2 separate regions of the Mus musculus genome follow, and region 1 is linked to region 2. Evidence: chromatin loops called from intact Hi-C (ENCODE). Cell type or tissue: heart. All regions are shown on one strand. Each heading gives the region's core, and the rest is flanking DNA. Links, peaks and the distances in the headings are about the cores only. Region 1 holds the start of Parp6 (poly (ADP-ribose) polymerase family, member 6). Region 2 holds the start of Gramd2 (GRAM domain containing 2).

What was found. Hi-C counts contacts between places; a loop is a spot of excess contacts. Peaks named below come from ENCODE experiments on the same cell type or tissue, not always from the same donor. Only the 100,000 strongest peaks of a DNase experiment are listed, where the experiment ranks them.
Region 1: a loop joins it to region 2, with 5 times the contacts of the local background. A loop is called at or near these places in 5 of 42 quality-filtered maps.

The regions. Positions count from the first base shown.
Region 1 is chr9:59,612,833-59,622,640 of GRCm38, forward strand. It overlaps Parp6 (poly (ADP-ribose) polymerase family, member 6), which reads left to right and starts at 4,452. Exons shown (of 24, transcript NM_001205239.1): 1 at 4,452-4,576; 2 at 5,636-5,875; 3 at 9,517-9,711. The coding sequence starts at 9,709. Gm51709 (a long non-coding RNA gene) reads right to left here and starts at 4,292. Exons shown (of 3, transcript XR_003948337.1): 1 at 4,155-4,292. In heart, for the core only: a CTCF peak has its summit at 4,181; a DNase peak (open chromatin) is centred at 4,309; H3K4me3 peaks cover 2,029 bases; H3K27ac peaks cover 1,553 bases.
Region 2 is chr9:59,674,401-59,684,208 of GRCm38, forward strand. It overlaps Pkm (pyruvate kinase, muscle), which reads left to right. Exons shown (of 11, transcript NM_011099.4): 9 at 1,168-1,334; 10 at 3,644-3,825; 11 at 4,328-4,972. The coding sequence ends at 4,434. It overlaps Gramd2 (GRAM domain containing 2), which reads left to right and starts at 5,754. Exons shown (of 12, transcript NM_001379375.1): 1 at 5,754-5,852. The coding sequence starts at 5,812. In heart, for the core only: CTCF peaks have their summits at 1,402 and 4,139 (motif pointing left); DNase peaks (open chromatin) are centred at 1,411, 4,181 and 5,721; H3K4me3 peaks cover 929 bases; H3K27ac peaks cover 807 bases; H3K27me3 peaks cover 2,212 bases.

The DNA.
Region 1 (9,808 bases), core at 640-8,639, 62 kb before region 2:
TCCAGCTTTGAGTTTGACTGAAAGATGCTGCTTTGATGAATAAGGTGAAAGAGGAAGGACATGAGGACATGACCACTCCATGGTGTGGTTGAGGAGAGCACAGCCAGAGGCACCTGGAAGAGTCTAAGGCAGGGAGAGAAAATAGCAGACTAAACATGACCAGTTTAGCCTAACTGAATCAGGCCATGAGAGGAGAGAGATGGGGAGATCAGGAGAGGACGGCTAAAAGAGAGCCAAGAGGACAGAGGGCAAAAGAGGACACATGGCCAAAATGGCAGGGTTATATACAATGAGAAGTGGGGAGCTGGGGGAGCCTGTGAGCTGGAGAAGTTTAGGATGGAGGGTATGTGAAAAGAGCGGGGGGGGGGGGGGGGGGGGGCAAGAGCTTGCTGAGAGAGCCTGGTGGCCAGCAAGCTCTTTGTTATGCTAATAGGCACCACAGTTAACATTTGTCACTTTCTTTTGGACCTGATGGAAGAGTTGTGATGAAGACAGCATCAACCTCTGATCTTCTCACACACAAGCATACACCTACAAACATCCATATAAACACATGCGCATAAGACACCTATGAAAATGAACAAAAGATTAGGAAAGAAAATTTGACTGACATAATTGCCAACATGCACAATTATTTTTTAGTCTTGGCAGTCTGGATTGATGGCCTAAGACAGCAAAATTGTAGTGTTCAGCTTCTGTTGAAAAGAATCTCAGGAAGAAGCCAACATGCTCTAACACCCAGACATCTTCCTTTCTAATGAAGCCCTGAAATCTCCTCCACCTGTTGATGAATATGTGACCGATACTCAGTATAAATGGTTCATCATATCACATAACCGTGGATTTCTAACTTCCCAGGCCAGGATGACCAATTGCTTCCATTTTACCTCAGCTCTACAAACTAACTGAGTGTTGTGCAGTCTGTTGCTCTCATACCCCATTCTCTCCCCTGGATTAGGACTGACTCCATTACACAGGACAGGGATTGACATAGAGAAGCATAGGAAGGGAAGAGAAGTGTAGGAGCATGGCTGACCTCATGAAAGATTGCATAAGGGATTCAAACAAATGCCGTCAGGTCTCTTTCACTCTGCTCCTCAGGGCTCACAACCATCTACAACTTCAGCTCCAGGGTACCTGATGCTCTCGCTGGCCTCCATGAACCCTGAACACACACACACACACACACACACACACACACACACACACATGCACACACTATTTTTTTAAAGGCTGAGCTAGTTTATCATATTTATATGTTGAGACCAAAGAATGGGAGAGAAGAACAACTGAATCCAGATAAAGAAACAGGAGTACAGGACAGAGCAAAGTTGCTGAAAAGGCAAAACACAGTGGAATACAGGACACAGTGAGAGAATAGCCTTGGATTGGAAGGAACTCTTTGCCCCATTTCAAATAGAAAGACTGGGAGAGAATGAGTATGGGGGCGGTAAGCACTGGCCTAGAGTGAGTCATAGACAGCCCCCTCCGGGTCAGAGGTCTTCAGAAAGGGCTGGGAAGCTTCCAGGAAGTTGAGACTAGACTCCCTATTTCTCTGCCTCTTCTTTTATTCTCATTGGCAGCTTGTCTTTCTTCATCCTCATCCCTCAGAATAGATAGGGTGAGGTCCAATCAGACTCTTAACCTCTCAGCCTAATCTCACAATCCCAAAACAGGACACTCTGATTAACACATCTTGGATGAGGAATCCACTCCACAGCTCAGTCAATTGCAATTTAGGCACCAGACATCTCAGGAAACATACCCAGGGCTATGTGTCTCAAGCATGGATGTAGAAAACACAATTTCCAGAGAATGAGCTCGTGGGCTGGACTGACTGAAAAGGATGTCTACCCACAAGCTCAAGTCTATAAAGCTGAGTTATTTCCTTCACTTTTGCATTAATCACTCTGCTTGACAAAATACTTGACAGAAACAGCTCATGGAAGAAAAGCTGTGTGTCTGGCTCATGATTTCAGAGAAACTTAAGTCCATCGTGGCGGAGAAGGCATACTGTGTGGGGGTGGGGGGTGGGGGAGGCTCAAGAGGGAGTGGCTGGGATCTTATGTTAGAGTCCAGTGGCCTTCACTCCATTCTATCCCTCACTCCCAGTCTTGTGAAGGTCACTTGAAACAACCATTGTTTCTCTGATCAGAGGACAGTGTTTCACTAGGTCTACTAACAGAACTGAGATTATAGTGATGTAGGTCCTGGGGTGGTGACTCAGTCAGTAAAAATCTGCATGAAAACTTGGAAGACTCAAAGTCAGATCCTCATTACCCATGTAAAAAGTGGGGTACAGTAGTACCATCTGTAATCCCAGCACTGGAGAGGAAGAGACAAGAGAATCCTTGGAGTTTGCTGGCCAACCAGTCAATCCATTTATAAACAACTCTTTTGGTGAGAGTCTCTCTCTCTCCCCCTCCCCCTCTCTCCCCACCCCCATCACCCCCCCACACACACACACACACAGAGGGAGGAAGGGAGGCAGGGAGGGAGACAGTCAAGGAGGGAAGGAGGCAGGGAGGGAGGGAGAGAGGGAGTAACTGACTAATGGAAAATGAAGAAAGCCAGGAAGAGCATAATAATCTATAAAGCAGTTAAAATTCATTGAGTACGGGAGCATGAGAGGGAAAGGGTTAAAGAGAGGGAATCCTGGGAGGTTGTGGGATTCTGCCATTCCACATTTCATTCATGGGAACAAAACCTTTGTGTTTTCTTATGTTGAACACATTTCCACAGTGCATGCTCTCAGAAGACTATGTGACCCTAAGTCCAGTTCTGAACTACTGTGAACTATTGCACTCTGAGACTGGAGTATATCCCTCAGTTTTCTTCAGTTATTACAATGTAACAAAACACCAAAATCTGTTAGCAGTCAGCGGCCTGGGGATCCTTGGCTCGATCCAGTTGAGACTCATGAGTAAGCAAGGAGAGAAACTAGAACCCAGGGGGCAAGCACAACGGCTCAAGCCAAGAATGCAATAATTTAATTTTCTCTTCTTTCCTTCCTTCTTTTTTTTTGAGACTGTTTCTTTGTGTAGCTTTGAGTGTCCTAGAACTAGTGCTGTAGACCAGACTAGCATCTCAGAGATCTGCCTCTGCCTTTAAAGTGCTGGGATTAAAGGCATGCACCACTACCGTCCCACACTTTTTTTTTTTTAAGGGTTTTTTTTATTTTTAATGTATGAGTATCTGCATGTACACCTGCATGCCAGAAGAGGGCCCAAGATTTCACTATAGATGGTTCTGAGCAACCATGTGGTTGCTGGGAATTGAACTCAGAACCTCTGGAAGAGCAGCCAGTGCTCTTAACCCCTGAGTCATCTCTCCAGCCCCACTTTTTTTTTTTAAGATTAATTTTACATATGCATGTTTGTGTTTTCCTGCATATATGTGCGTGCAACGCATTGGTTCCTAGTGCCTGTGATGGCCAGAGAGGGTAGTAGATCTCCTGAAACTGGAGTTTCAAATTATTGTGAACTGACTCGTAGGTGCTGGGAACCCAACCCAGGCCTTTGACAAGTGCAGCCACTGATCTTGGCTGCTGAGCTTTCTCTTCCATCCCAACTAAAATGTTTCATTTAGTTAATTTCTGAGATGGTTTCATATATCCCAGGCTGGCCTTGAATTGGCTATGTAGCTTAAGACTTCTATGGGGGCACACGCCTTTAATCCCAGCACTTGGGAGGCATAGGCAGGTGGATTTCTGAGTTGGAGGCCATCCTGGTCTACAGAGTGAATTCCAGGACAGCCAGGGCTATACAGAGAAACCCTGTCTCGAAAAACAAAACAAAACAAACAAAAACAAAAACAAAAAAACCACAAAAAACAAAAAGACTTCTAACTTGATTTTTGTGCTTCAACTTTCTGAATGCTGAGATAACATTATACAGACTACAGGCACGACACGGGATTTACACACCTGTGCATAAACTAAGGGTTTGTGGTTGCTAGGCAAACACTCTTCCAAGTGAGCTATGTCCCCAGTCCCCTGTGTGATGAGAAAGCCTGGGTGCGGTCGGTACACCGAAGCAAATGAACATGGGAGCAAGTCAGATTTCAGAATTTTAACTTTTGATTCCTATTTTTGTCTGGCTTCAAGCTGCACCAAAGGGGCACCTCAGTATCTCTATATAGGCAATCTAGATTACCTTCTTCTGCAACCCTCCTAACCACACGAGGCGACAAAGAAAAACATTATATTTCGGCATGTCCGGAGAACCTCTTTCTCAAGCTCCCTCCGGGCCCCAAAGCGCAAGCGCCACTCTCTCGCTTCCTCACGCCTTCAACTCTGGATCACTGCGCACGCGCGCCCTGGCTAGCACCCTGGGGTGGGGACACGCCCAGGTACAGCACGCACCGCGGTTGGTCGGAAGAGGACACCTGATCGCGGTGTCTTCGCCTGAGCATGCGCAGAGCGCCCCGGCGTGCCCGAGACCGCACGCTGAGGCGTGTGGTGCGCGACCTCACCCGCCCGCCTCGGTCCCCGCCCCTTGGCCTGCCGCTCCGCCCCCGCGGGGCGTCCCGGGCCGCTCGTCCCCTCCGCGGCGGCCGCGCGCGGCCCGGGGTCGCCGTGAGTACTCTCTAGGCTGGCGTGTGGGGAGGCTGGAGTGGGGATGGGGCGGGGCGGTCGGGCTGCTGGCAAGGTCCGCCCTGCCTGAGGGACCAAGTAAGGGATGCTGACAGGCTTCGCTCGGCTGGGCGGCTGGCGGCGGCGAGCCGCAGACGGGTCCTTAACGGGGAAGGCCGGAGCTGAGGGCTTTGGGGGACACCTGGAGAAGAGGCCTCAGGCCCTGCCCTGCATGCGCAGGTGTCCTCGCGAGCGTCTTGGTCTTCTCCCTCCGCCCGGGCTAGGGTTAGCGCTGGCCCGCGGGTCTCGCCCCTCCGCACCCTCCTTCGCCCTTTGTTTAGTAGCCTAGTCCTTTTGACACTTCCGTTGGAGTGGAGTTTTCTTCTCCTAGCACACTGAGCTGGAAGTCAAGCCCAGAATGTAGACGTTGAGATCAGAGGCGTCTCTTGACTAGGTATACGTTAAATGGTCACTCTGAAAAGTGCCAATGGACGTAGAGAAAAAGACCTTTGTGGGTCGTCCGAAGGCTTATTTACCGTTGGCACGATCTCATAGAAATAGACCAAGCGTGTTAATGCGAGCTGCCATCCCCCAGAATAAACACTGAGCCTAACAGCACACTTCTCTGGGCACTCTTAATAGTCTCTATTTGATCTAGCTCCTCTTGAAAGGTTCCAGATCTGCCCCCCACCCCCACCCCGAACTAGTTATTACATGAAAAAATGGATAGATTTGGCCCTATCAAACGTTCAAGTTACTTATGCAAGTTTTGTGACCTCCCTAGGTTGGAGTATTAAATATGTAACATGAAAACTTTGAACTAGGTCATCTCTCAGCCCCCTCTTTTTTTTTTTTTTTCTTTTTTAATGAATTCCGTGCTCCACCATCTGCCTTTTCCCACTCTCCAGCTTTTAAATCTACTCTCCATTCCTGAGAGAAGGCCATGGAGTGTTGAGGATTCAAGTCTTTTTTTACTAAAACAGTCTGGTTGGAGAAGCTGGTCATTTCATAACTGTCTTTTCCTTAGAAAAACTGATTTTTTTTACCCCCTCCTTTTAATAGCATCAGAAACCAAGCAGCAAACCCTGAGGAGATGCTCAGTTTTCCTTGACTTCTACAGTGAAAGACCTTGAGAAAGTTGGCACTTCTAGCCTAAGCTGCCCTCATTCTACTGCTCACCCCAAGACAACCCAGGCTGGACTGTAGTGCTTCCCTCTTCGTCCAGAGCAGCATTTGACTGTTTTCAATCTAAAAGAACCCTGGTCCCAAACTTCATAATTGGCACCTCAGCTGCTCTTGAAGGTGAATGAAGTCTTGATTTTTAAAAAGCATTTTGTGTGATTTTTGTCAGTTTAGTAGCAGCATTTAAGTTCTTATACTTACCTCCTATTTGGCCTAGGTACATAGCTGAGGGCTCATTCACTAATTCAGTAAATGTGTTATAGAGGCTGAGAATGGTGAAAACAGTAAAATCTTTGCTTATAGAGCTACAGTCAGGAGTGAGAGAGATGGCTCAGCAGTTAGGACCACTGGACTGCTCTACCAGAGGTCCTGAGTTCAGTTCCCAGCAACCACATGGTGGCTCACAACCACCTGTAATGGGATCTGATGCCCACTTCTGGTGTGCCTGAAGACAAAGTACTCATATACAGAGAGAGCTTACAGTCTGGTGAGAGATAAATGTAAGAGTGGTCAGAGCTGTGGTGAAGAAAACAATGTGGAGGGGGATCGAGAATGCTAGTGTGGGTATTTTATATGGGCAGTCAAGGTGACCTTTGGCCAGAGTGTGGATATCTAAAAAGGAATCCTAAAGGGGAGAACAGTAGAGACAAGATGTGTAGTGGGACTATTCTTACTGTGTTTGAAGAACAGCAGAGAGCACAGAGACAAAGGGAAAGCATTTGATTTTATAAATGTAGAAAATTTCAACTATGTACCCAAAAGTAGGGCATATAGGAAACCCTTGTGTACATTAGCTTCATCAGTTTCCATTTTTTGTTGCTGTTGTTTGTTTTGTGAAATGTAGCTCTTGGCTCTCCTGAGACTCAGTATGTAGTCTGCACTGGTGGAGAACACAGAGAGAACCTTTTGCCTCTGCCTTTAAAAATTCTGGGTTTTGTTTTTGTTTTTGTTTTTGTTTTTTGAGACAAGATTTCTCTTTCTAGTCCTGGCTGTCCTGGAGCTCATTCTGTGGCCCAAACTTGCCTTGAATTCACCGAATCTGCCTGCCTCTGCTGGGATTAAAAGTGGGCACCACCATCCCCCTGCAGAGTGCTGGAATTAAAGACACATCCCACCATGCTTGGTTTACAGTTATCAGCATTTTGCCAAATTTATTTCTTCTCTTTTCCCACTTATTTTATTTGGAACTGGGGTAATATTTAATTTTTTTTAATTGAAAATAAAATTCTGGTTGACCTACAATGAGTTTTTTCATACATATAATTGGACCTTATTTATAACCCCCCCCGAATATTTTTAAAGCAATTATCAGATATGAGGTTATCTCATCTCTAAGGGTGTTAGTTGTAATTGATTTTTGCATGTTGTTTTTTTGATCAGTCAGATAGTACTGCCAGCTTAAAAACTGCTATTCGGAATTTGCTTTTGTGTGTGCCTTATGGTCACATTCTGGACCAATTACTAGGTCTACCTATGGGAGAACAGACTTCAGACCCTTGGAAAATGTAATGACTTAAGAGGAATAGTTCTCAGGTTTTATCATGCAGCATGATAACTTTAAGGCTTGTTAGAATATCACTGAGTTCCAGCTATGGTTTTTCTACTTCACTAAATCTCAGGGGGTGAGGGTTAAGAATTGGCATTTTAACAAATTCCCAGTTGACACTGATGCTGTGGGCACACTATTCTACTTAGAACTACTGATGTAAAAAACTAAGGCTTGGTAGAATCACATTAAGGACCAAGAACACCCTGAGTCTGGAATGGATTAAATTGAGGTATATGTAGAGCCAGGAAGGGCTAGACTAGTGATTCCTAATTTTTGCCTAATAAGTAGAGCTTTTAACTGATTTAACATATAAGCTTAATTCCTGTTAAAATGTACTGATTGGTTATGGGGTATGGGTGTGTGCTAGCTGAAAGTTCCCTGGGTGATCTCAATGTATAGGTATGTCTGTGACTGGACTTAGAGAGCAGCAGAAAGCTTTAAAAGCCTGCTGACAGTACCTTTGACATTATCTATAGTTCAAACCTTCATAATTTCGTAGCTGAGTGTTTTTTCCTGACTGATGGAAGTGAAGGCTTCAGTGAGGCTAACATTAGAGTGGTATAGGATGGAGGTCTTCTAGGATTAGAAGTGGGGAGGAGTGCCTGTTGGATCATTGCTGTAACTATGTGAAAGTTAGGTTTCAAGATGACCCTGGAGCATTGCTTTAGTTATGACAACTCAGACATTGTTTACCAGAGCATCCTTAGTGTGATTTTTATTTTAAAAAAATTATTTTATGTATATGTGTATACTGTTACTGTTTTCAGACACACCAGAAGAGGGCATCAAGTCACATTACAGATGGTTGTGAGCCACCATGTGGTTGCTGGGAATTGAATTCAGGACCTCTGGAAGAGCAGCCAGTGCTCTTAACCGCTGAGCCATCTCTCCAGCCCCATCCTTAGTGTTATTGAGAACTCTAAATTAGATGATTGTTATAGAATGACTTGTGGTAATGTTGCTTTAAAAAAAAAAGATTTGTTTTTATTTTTAAAAATGTGTGTAGGTGGATCCACCGGCGTTATAGTAGTTATGAGTTGCCAGGTGTGTATACTGGGAATCCAACTCAGGTCCTCTATATGAGCAGTTAGCAGTATTAATCACTGAGCCATCCCTCCAGCCCTCTTGAATTTATTTATTTTTACAGAGTCCTCTTAGTAGTGCAGGCTGATCTCAAACATGTGATCTTCTGTCTCTCCCTTCCCCTCCTTTTACTGCTGGGACTCTGGGTATGTGCCACAGAGCTCAACTAAAACTGAAGTTTTAAAAGCAATAATAAGGGACTAGGGGGGGCTGGTGAGATGGCTCAGTGGGTAAGAGCACCCGACTGCTTTTCCGAAGGTCCAGAGTTCAAATCCCAGCAACCACATGGTGGCTCACAGCCACCCGTAACGAGATCTGACTCCCTCTTCTGGAGTGTCTGAAGACAGCTACAATGTACTTCCATATAATAAATAAATAAATCTTAAAAAAATAAAATAAAAATAAGGGACTAGGGATGTGACTTGTTGGTTAAAATGTCTGCCATGCAGGTGTGAGGACTAGAGTGTGGGTCCCTGGAACCTACATAAGTGTCAGGTGGGCATGGTGGCCGTGTGACTCCAGCTCTTGGAATGCGGGGATAGGATGTCAGTAAGCTGGCTAGCTAGACTAGCCTGTATTGGTGAGTTGCAGGTTTAGTTGAGAAACCTTGTCTCAGAAGAATGATTAAGAAAGATTGAAGTCAGCTTTGGAGGCCTTTTTATTTCTTCTTTATGTGTATACATATAAAAAAGAAAAAAAAGTGATAATGGCCCAATATGGAAAAATAGGAGCAAAGAGGCTAAAAGAATCTGGTTCTGCTTCTTAAGGCTGGTGGGAATTAGTATTGTGAAAGCTGTTCATGAATGAACTCATTAGACAGAGAAGCATTAACAGTTGGTCCTTCTACTGTTCCTTTTGGTTTTAAGGTTACTGTAACCTTATAAACTAGACCAGACACTCCAGTCCCAACTTGCAACATTGAGTAGAACAGAGAGATGTATATTCTATTTGTAGAGTGCTTTCAGCTTAAAGAACTACTAAAATGTGTGTGTGTGTACACGTGAGTACATGTGTATATATTTGCATGCATTATACCTCTTTACATGTGTCTATAGATAGATAAAATACATGTGTGTATATACTACCCAACTAGTAAGTGGTGAACCCAACTGTTATTTACTTTCCACAGGACAGTGACTTATTACTATCACAGCAGAACCTGCCATCCCCAGCAGATTGCCAGCACCTATGACATCATCCCCTTCTTCGTCTCATTCTGTGGTCTCCTAAATGCTCATCTCGTTGGCCTGGGTTCAGTTGGTGGTATGGAGGGGTGCTGCTTAGCACTGACCTGAGAGTGTGTGTGAAACCCACTGACCCAATGGTGAGGACTGACTCTTCATCTCTACTACTGATCATCTAAGGGGTAGATAAGACAAAAAGCTGACCACCTTTTCCTGGTATTCCCCACCCCCTTGCCC
Region 2 (9,808 bases), core at 960-8,959:
CGTGTGTGGAGGGGAGGCCTAGTTCTTCCTGTAAGCTGTGTCATGAGGCAGTGTGGTCAAGTGGAAGTGTGGTTGGCTCCACCTTGGCATCTTTCCATGCCAAGGTCCTAGGGCCTAACAATATGTCCCTGTCTTAGCTTCAATCAAAAACAAAAGAAATTGATGGTGCCTGCCTGTTATCCTAGCACTTGGGAGGCTGAGGCAAAGAAAATAGTGATTTTTGAGGATAACTGTGGCAAGTTCAAGGCTGATAGGGGCTATGGTAAGATCCCATCTCAAACACATGGGGGTGAGTCCCATCTCATAAACACATGGGGATGGGGTTTTTTTTAAGAAACAAAGGGGAAAGTCCCAAAAGGATAATATCTTTCTAGAACGGAAGGAACTTTCCTTGTATTTGAACAGTAAGGGGAAAAGGAGCAGCCCAAAATCCCACGCAACCATTCCAGGAGCATATGGGCTTTGACCACCCTGCCTCTGCATCTGCCTCTGCATGAAGAAAAGATTAAACCTAAACCTAAGGGTGCCTTCCTTCCTCTCTGATGTAGTTCCCTGTCTTTCCATGTGTTGTCTCTCTTGTTTTTGCCTTTATCCCTCTTCCTTATCCCTCCTACCCTAAACCTTACAGATAGCTCGGGAGGCTGAGGCAGCCATGTTCCACCGTCTGCTGTTTGAAGAGCTTGTGCGAGCCTCCAGTCACTCCACAGACCTCATGGAGGCCATGGCCATGGGCAGCGTGGAGGCCTCTTATAAGTGTTTAGCAGCAGCTTTGATAGTTCTCACGGAGTCTGGCAGGTAGGGCCCTAAGGGCAGGTATCATTATAGGATAACCAGCTTCTCGCGCAACTAGGTCCGCTATGTGCCTGAGCCTAGGCACAGCCTCTCTCCTTCAGGAAGACAGCCAAGGTCACCATAGGGCAGGACCAAAGGATTCCCTTGGGCACAGTGGAAGTCACAGCACCTGGTGCAGGATGGTTCCTGTGGAGTTTCTAATCTTGCTCAGTTCAGAACATGGAGTGGCTCACCTTCTCCTGGCCATTTTTGTGCCCAGGGACATGTTCCTTCCCAGTTGTCTGTGACTCCTTTCCTCCCTCTCCATTTGTGACAAAGCTCTGACAAAGCCCTGTCCCCCGTCCTCGTCCCTCTGGACGGATGTTGCTCCCCTAGATTGCCCGAGAGGCAGAGGCTGCCATCTACCACTTGCAGCTATTCGAGGAACTCCGCCGCCTGGCGCCCATTACCAGCGACCCCACAGAAGCTGCCGCCGTGGGTGCCGTGGAGGCCTCCTTCAAGTGCTGCAGTGGGGCCATTATCGTGCTCACCAAGTCTGGCAGGTAGGAGGCGGCAGTGGCTCCCTGGGGATGCCCACGCTCAGTTGACACCTCTCCTTGAGGATGCCAAGAGTGAGTGGCTCTGGGCCAGTTTAAGGCCCCTGGCTGCCACTAGAGGATTCCAGGCAGCACTCACAGATAGACCAAACCAACTGGCTGGCTCCAGTGCACGTTCAAAGCCTGCCTCACAGAGAGCTGGAACAAACACCCAGTTTCACCGTGATTAGTACTGTGGGGCCTTTTGACAGAACACTGCGTGGCAGCTGGGCATGGCGGAGCATGCCTCTAATCTCAGCACTTGGGCCAAAGAGGTAGGCGAATGTCTGGATTTGTAGCCTGTCTAGTCTACAAAGTGAGTTCCATCCAGGACAGAGCCCTACTCACAAAATAGCTCAGCTGGTAAAGTTGCTTGCTACACAAGCTTGACCCATATTTGGTCCCCAGAAACCATGGAGGACGGAGAAGGCTGGCCCTGGGTATGCGCAAGGGTACACACTTGGAGGGGTCTTGGTGGATAAAGGATTTGCACAATCATGACTATCTGAATTTGAATCTGGCACCTTAAAGGTTTTTTATTATTACTTTTTATTTTTTTAAAGTGCACACAGAGGTCACCAGGAAAGGTGGTCTGGCCTTTAGGAGCACTGTCAGTTCTTTCAGAGGCCCAACACCTGCCTATATATGGCAGCTCACAACTGTCTGACTCCAGTCCTGGGGAAATCTAATGCATGTGGTCAGAATACCCAGGCAGCTGTAGTGAATGTACGGTGGAGGGAGAGAGTGAGGTGCCCAGTGTCTATCTATCTATATAGCACAATAGATAGATAAAAAATACCCAAGTGTGGTGGTGTGTGCCTGTAGCCCCAGTGCTCATGGTGCAGAGGAAGAAAGAGCAAGTTGTATCACAGCCTAGCTACAGAAAGCCAAACACATGTAAAATCAGTGTGGAGGACTAGGCACTGGTCTGTCTCCCTAAGGCAGTGTTCATGAACTAAGTAGCAGAAAGCTACTTAGGCCTGGGCTGAGGATGGTGGCCTCTGTGTAAGCTTGGCCATGAATGTTGGTATGTAGCTGGAAGCCAGGGATGATGGGGTACTGAGAAATGGGGACACTAAAACTATCATTTTTAGTCCTGGAGTTTTGAAAGCTCTAAAATACAAGGTCTATGCTAATTCTGGGGTTTCTCTGAAGAGTTCCTGGTTCCAGCAGCTACCTCCTTCCTTCAAAGCCTATGTATGCAGGCTAGCATGAAGCTCTGCTGTGGAATTCCTCAGTCCCCCGTGCCTAGCTAATTGAGTAATCTGATAGAGATAGACACTATCATTTGTTACAGGTTGAGAATAGGGGTTCCCTACATTCCCAGGGGATCTTGAATGGCCAGATATTCCTCTTACCACACCTGATCACCACCCAGATTTCTTTTTCTTTCTTTTTTTTTTAAATTTATTTATTTATATGAGTACACGTACTTCAGACATACCAGAAGAGGACATTGGTATCGGATCCCATTACAGATGGTTGCTGGGATCCCATGTGGTTGCTGGGAATTGAACTCAGGCCCTCTGGAAGAGCAATCAGTGCTCTTAACTGCTGAGCTATCTCTCCAGCCCCCAGATTTCTTTTTCTTTCTTTTTTTTTTTAAAGATTGATTTATTATTATATCTAAGTACACTGTAGCTGTCTGCAGATGCACCAGAAGAGGGTGTCAGATTTCTTTATGGATAGTTGTGAGCCACCATGTGGTTGCCGGGACCTGAACTCAGGACCTTCTGAAGAGCAGTCAGTGCTCCCAACCACTGAGCTATCTCTCCAGCCCTACCACCCAGATTTCTAAAACCATAGAAATTCTGAGGTTTCTTTTAACATTAGCTGCTAGGACTCCCATAGGAGAACAGTATAGTGTTATGGTGAACATTGTTGGCTTCCAGGGCCTGGTAACTCTGCTGCTGTTCTTTGCAGAAGAAGTCAGGAGCTAGGCACATGGTACTTGGATTGTAAAAGTTGCTGGCAGCTACAGGAGTGGGTTCTGCTGAGATTGGGCCAAAGCTGCCTCACTGCCAGATGGAAGGGTTCATTTGTGGGAAGAATTCTACCAGCCATGCTCCTATAGGACTGCCCATACTGAGAGCAGGATAATCATCTTAGAAAAGACAGGACAGGTCTGAGGGGCAGGCCAGACCTTGAAACAGTTGTCAGTGGGCAAAGCCTGTGGTCCAGAGTTGAATTAGAGGGTATTACTTTTGGCTTAGGCTTACTGAAAGGGTCTTATGACATGTTTAACGGTCAGTCTTTCCAACCTGTTTCCATCTCAGGAGTGCTCACCAAGTGGCCAGGTACCGCCCTCGGGCTCCTATCATTGCCGTGACTCGAAATCCCCAGACTGCTCGCCAGGCCCATCTGTACCGTGGCATCTTCCCTGTGCTGTGTAAGGATGCCGTGCTGAATGCCTGGGCTGAGGATGTCGACCTTCGTGTAAACTTGGCCATGGATGTTGGTATGTAGCTGGAAACAAGGGAATGATGAAGTGCTAATAAATGGGGACCCTAAAACTACCACTTCCTGAAGTCATGGGCTGGGCCTATCTGTTTTATCACCCAGTTGTAAGATTAGCTGGAGCTACTGTCCTGAGCAGGGTGGGGTTAGAGGGTGGGGAACACAAGCTTTTGTGGCCTTATTCCTATATAGAGACAAGGAGGCAGCTGACCCTGACTCTCTAGAGTATAAACTGAATGGTGTCCAAAGGTCTCTGCATTCTGAGTTCAGCCTCAGCCCTTGTTTAGGCTAGGAGGCTTGCACCATCTTGTGGTGAGAAGAAGTAACTGTCAACCTGCTCCCCTACCCAGACGAGGATTATTAGGGCAGTTATCTGCACCTGCCTTGTTGGATTTGTGTCTGGGTTGGGAAAAGTGCCACTTTGTGTGATCAATTAGGACTGTGGGGCTTTGCAGTTTTCCTCAAGTGTATACCTCTACTCACCAACCTCCTTTTCCCCCCAGGCAAGGCCCGAGGCTTCTTCAAGAAGGGAGATGTGGTCATTGTGCTGACCGGGTGGCGCCCTGGCTCTGGATTCACCAACACCATGCGTGTAGTGCCTGTACCTTGATGGCCCTCTGGAGCCCCTCTTCTAGCCCCTGTCCCTTCCCCTCCCCTATCCTTTCCATTAGGCCAGCAACGCTTGTAGTGCTCACTCTGGGCCATAGTGTGGCGCTGGTGGGCTGGGACACCAGGGAAAATTAATGCCTCTAAAACATGCAATAGAGACCAGCTATTATTCAGGGCCCTACCTGAGCCAGGGGTGGAGGAGGAATGCAGGACTGGAAACCCTGACTTTATCACAGAAGGGCGGCAGCATCTCTGGGCTTTGCTTCTGTAGAAAGTTGTCAGAATTCCCAGCCCTAGCCTGGAGTCAGGAGACAGCAAAAGAGTAGGGGCTGAGGGTGTGGGGCCCAGGGTCCCAGTGTAGATGACGACTTCTGGCCCTGGCCCTGACCTGCTTTCCCAACAGCTTTGGCCTCCCCACTTCTTGTGCACTCCACTTCTGTCACTGCAGACACTCCACTCTCCACCTTGTATTCTGCAGAGTCTCCAGGCCTGTTGCTATAGTGCCCACCTGAATGTCAATAAACAGCAGCTGAAGCACCTGTGTTGTGTTTTGTTTTGTTTTTTTCCGGGGGTTGGTAGTGGTGGTCGAGCCCTGCCCTTTGAGCAATTGAGAATGACAACAGCCAGGAGGCCTGGCCTTGGGTGCTATGGATCCACCAGATAACCTTCAAGCACGGGACCACTGGAGACGCCGGAGACTGAATACTTTGGGAGTATATAAGTTGCCTCCTGCACCAAAGTGCGGCTGTGTATCGGGAAGCTGATCCGTTCTATTTCAGGGCAAATACTAGAAAAGTCTGGGACAGGTTCAGCTAGCACCTAGAATGGTCGAATAGTGGGCTGATCCCTGTGGTAGAGGCCTGTTGAGGGCGCTGTAGGATGAGTCCCTGATTGGATACTTCACAAAACCCTCAGCCTCCATAACAGTTAAGCACAAAGGGTCTCTTGTTTTCCTGTTGCCCTCAGGAATAAGGTACATAGAAACAAGGTGGGACCCTTGTCCCTGGCAACTCCCAACAGCCACCTAGTCAGAGGCTAAGGCCTCTGAAATTGAGATGTTGCAGCACCAAGAGCTCAGGTTAGGTAAGGAGGTTGGAAGGCGGAGTAGAATGAAGAGCCCTGAGGGAACATTTTGATATGAAGTCCCATAATTGAGGACCCAGGCCCTGGTTTCCTCGACCTCACAATTTTGAAGACCTACCTGCAGCTGGGACCCATCAGGGCGGTCTGGGAGCGGGGAAGGCTCCACCAATTGAGCCAGGCTCATTCTGCGCGAGCGGCCAATAGGCGTGTGGGGGCGGGCCTTTCCCGGGGTGGGCGGTCCCCGGAGGGCACTGGGTCTGGCGCACGGCCTCGGGCTCCCGGAGAAGGCGCTGCGATGACCGCCCTGAGCCGTAGCGAGCCTGTCGAGGCGGGCAGGTAAGGGAGGCGTCCCGGGGCTCCAGGTCCAGGAGGCTGCGACGAAGGGCAGGGCGACTCTGGGAATGCCGCGCCTAGGCGCCTTCTGCCTCCCGGCTGGGCACTTCCAACCGCAGAAATTTAGGCTTGGACCCTGCGCCTCCGCCCGGCTGTGAGGTGTGCGAGTCTGGTGCGATGTATCCGATGTGTCTTGGTGGCTTCAGGCGAGCGGAAGGCACGCTCCCTTCTGGAAATCACCTCGTGTCGGCCACCCTCGCGGTCCATTCATTTGTGTTTCATTCATTTCTCGCCATAACGACCCCCCAGTCCCGGTTGTCTCCACACACAGCCTGGCGCTTCCCTGTGGGCCTCTGCAAAATCAGCTCCTCTCCTCTCCTCTCCACTCCCAGCGGGATCTACTCTTAGGAGCACACTCGGCTGCTTCTGAGGCAACGTGGAGCTGTCCCAGCACGACTCGGCCGCACCCCGTGCGCCAGGCCCGGGCGGGCTGGGGCTGGTCTCCAAGCCCAGAGAGCTGGTTCAAAGTCGGCTTGGGAGGAAAGGAAAGTTCTTGCAGGTAGTGGAGAATAAGTGGGGGGAGAGAAGACAGGAGGCGGCATGGCAGATGACATCAAGAATGGTAACTGTGAGCTGGGAGGGTAGGTAGTGTTTACCTAGCATATATAAGGCCTTGGATTTGGTCCTTAGCACTGCATAAAACACATTGGTGATGCACATCTACAATTCCAGCACCGTATGCAAGATGGTTCATGCTTGCTAGCTCCTGGGAAGCTTACATGAGCTGAGATTCAGGGTCATCTTGGACTACATAATGATTTCAGGTCCAGCCCTGGGGAGTTAGGGAATTTAACTTTTGAAGTGGTGCAGATGAGATTATTTAGGGGGAAGATGCGGCCCGTTGATGAAACTGTAAATTCTTGCTCCCACCCAGCCCCAAACCTGCAGGATTGGACATCCCTGGCCAGCCAGGATGGATTGAGGTGGGGCAAATGTGATCTTGTTCCCACATCAACCTTGGTACATAGGGTGATGAGTTAGCACTCAGTCCTCTACGGGCTTGAGGGGGTGGGCTAGCTGTGATCAGCCTTTGTCTCTGGGTTTGCCTCCTTCAACGTACGTATCTGGTTGTGCAAAGGTGTCCTTCCACTCCTAAAGCTGGAAGACAAGAGTCTTGCCAGAAGAGATGGGTAGAGGGTATCGCTCGCCCTGTGGACTGCTCTTCAGTCTCCTCATAAGGCCAGTTAGACTGCAGCATAGAAAGGCATTCTTAGAGTAAAGGTTAGAGTTTGGCAGTCATTAAGGGTGTTCTTAGTGGGGACCTTGGGGCAAGTGAGCAGACCCAGTGGGCAAAGCTGACTGGTTTCACCCCAGCAATTCAGGAGGTGTCTGCTGGGGCCAAGTAGAAAAGGTTTTCTCAGCTTCCCAGAGGGCAAGAAGTTTCTAAATAGTCTGGAAAGGTCAGACTGAGCCTCATCCAGGCCTTACTGTTGGTGCTTGTTTTAAAATTTCAAAACTCGGGTTGGTCCTCAAAACTTTATCTGGGACTAGAAGTGAATATGTTAATTCATTTACTGGGGATGTTCTGGTGACCCCACTAGGGGTGAGGACACAGTATTCAGGGTGGTTTATGCCTGCTAGCCTCCAGGGAGCTAGCTTTCCCATGATCTGCTAGTGCTTGTCAAGGTGACTCCACCCAGCCCTTAAGCTGGCTAAGCTGTTGCTTTGGCTGCTGAGAGACACGTTCCCTATTTATAAGACTGACAGGAAGAGCTTCACTCTGAGAGTCAGAGATGAATTCAGATGCTCTTCCCACTTTGCTGCGACTTGGAGCAAATCACGTCTGTCTCAGAGCCTGCTTTACCACAAAGTAAGAAGAGATGTGACTTCGGCTCCCTAGAGACCGCCCCTCCACACAGTCAGTGGTTCTACCCAACGAGTTTCCACCTCCACTTCTGGAGATGCCTCGGTTCTTTTCATATTTTTCCCTTTGCTGTGACTTGTCTTGGGAGCCCATCAAATCACGAAGGGTGTAGCGTTCCACTTCCACTTCAGTGTCTAGTACTTGAGTCTGGATCCTGGAGAATGATGTGTTCATCCTTCTCTGAGAGGAGAAGACAGGTTTCCCTTAATTCCACAACGATCTTGGATACAGTGATGAGCCTGATAGCGGTCAGGCTTGGCCTCCGTACCTCTTCACATAGACTGTACGGCATCACTCTCTCGGCCCCTAGTCTCTAACCTGTAAGCTACGATTAATCCTCCTACCTGTTTATTAATGTAGGGATGGATGGGGATTAGGGCACATAGCCCCAAGAATGAGTTTCCTGAGGCTGGGGAGATGGCACAGTAGATAGTAACATCGTGGCTTAAGCATGAGGGCCTGAGTTCCAGCTGGGTGTAGCCAGTAGACGTGCAACCTCAGCACTATAGAAGGGAGAGAAAGAGACATCACTGAGCCACACTCCAGGCTAGGAAAGACCCCATCCCAAGGGACTGAAGAGAGTGGTGGAGCAGGACACCAGACATCCTCCTCTAGCCTCCTTGAATGTGCACAGATACTCACCTACCACACACACACACACGTGTGCACACATGCACGCACACACACACACACACACACACACACACACACACACACACACACATACACATGAGGAATGAGCTTCCTCCATGACTGAGAACAGTTTCCCCTACAGTGTACCTGCCTATGGTGGCAGTGTGCGTTATTCTTAAGCATATAAGCTTCAAAGGGACAAACTGCCTCCCCTCTCTTCTTTCTCCCACATCTACACATTTTTGTTAGTTGAGAAATTACTTGCCAGGCAGTGATGGTGCACGCCTTTAATCCCAGCACTTGGGAGGCGGAGGCAGGCAGATCTCTGAGTTTGAGGCCAGCCTGGTCTACAGAGTGAGATCCAGGACAGCCAGGGCTACACAGAGAAACCCTGTCTCGAAAAACAAAAAACAAACAAACAAACACACAAAAACCAAGAGAGAGAGAGACTTGGTTAGAATTTAGGCTTGGTTTAATACTTGTAGTAACTGAATCGGCCTTTCAGTCTTTGTTCTAAATTGGTATTTCCTCGATGATGTTTAAAATTACATTAGGCTACTACCTACCTATTTGCCTAGGATGCAGCTCTAAAGATCGGCTCCAGGGTTAGGCAAGCACACTACCATTAAGTCACAACCCCAACTCTTTCAGGGTTATTTAAAAATATATTTTTTACTATTTATTATTGATTTTTCAGACGGGACCTCATGTCACCAGGGCTAGTCTTATACTTCATATGGCACAAAAAAAAACCAACAACAACAACAAAAAACAACAAAAAACAAACTTGAGCTCTTTTTTAAAAAAAAAAAGAATTATTTATTTATTTTGTGTGAGTACACTGTAGCTGTTTTTGGACACACCAGAAGAGGGTATCAGATCCCATTACAGATGGTTGTGAGCCTCCATGTGGTTGCTGGGAATTGAACTCAGGACCTCTGGGAGAGCAGTCAGTGCTCTTAACTACTGAGCCATCTCTCCAGTCCCCCCAACACTGAGCTCTCTTTACTTTTCTATTCTCTTTTAGCATGTGTGCAGTCTCAGCTCTTGTGTGCATGGCACAGGCACAGAGGTCAAAGGAGAGTACCTACTTCCTAAGTGCTTAGATTAAAGGCATGCACCTCATACCTGCCAAAGGAACACTTTGGGGGAGTTTTCTCCTTTGCACCATAACTTCCAGGAACTGGACTGAAGTCATCGGGCTGGCAAGGCAGGCTCTCTGCCGGGGATCATCCCAGCTATCTCCCCAGCCTGACCCTGACCCTTGGTCCCTCACATCTGACTTCCCAGCTCTTTACATTTTTAAAATGGTTTTCATAAATTGCCCATGCTGTCCTCAAACTCTCAATCTCCCGAGGAGCTGAGATTCCATGCTTACATCACTAAGACCAGCTTGGAATTT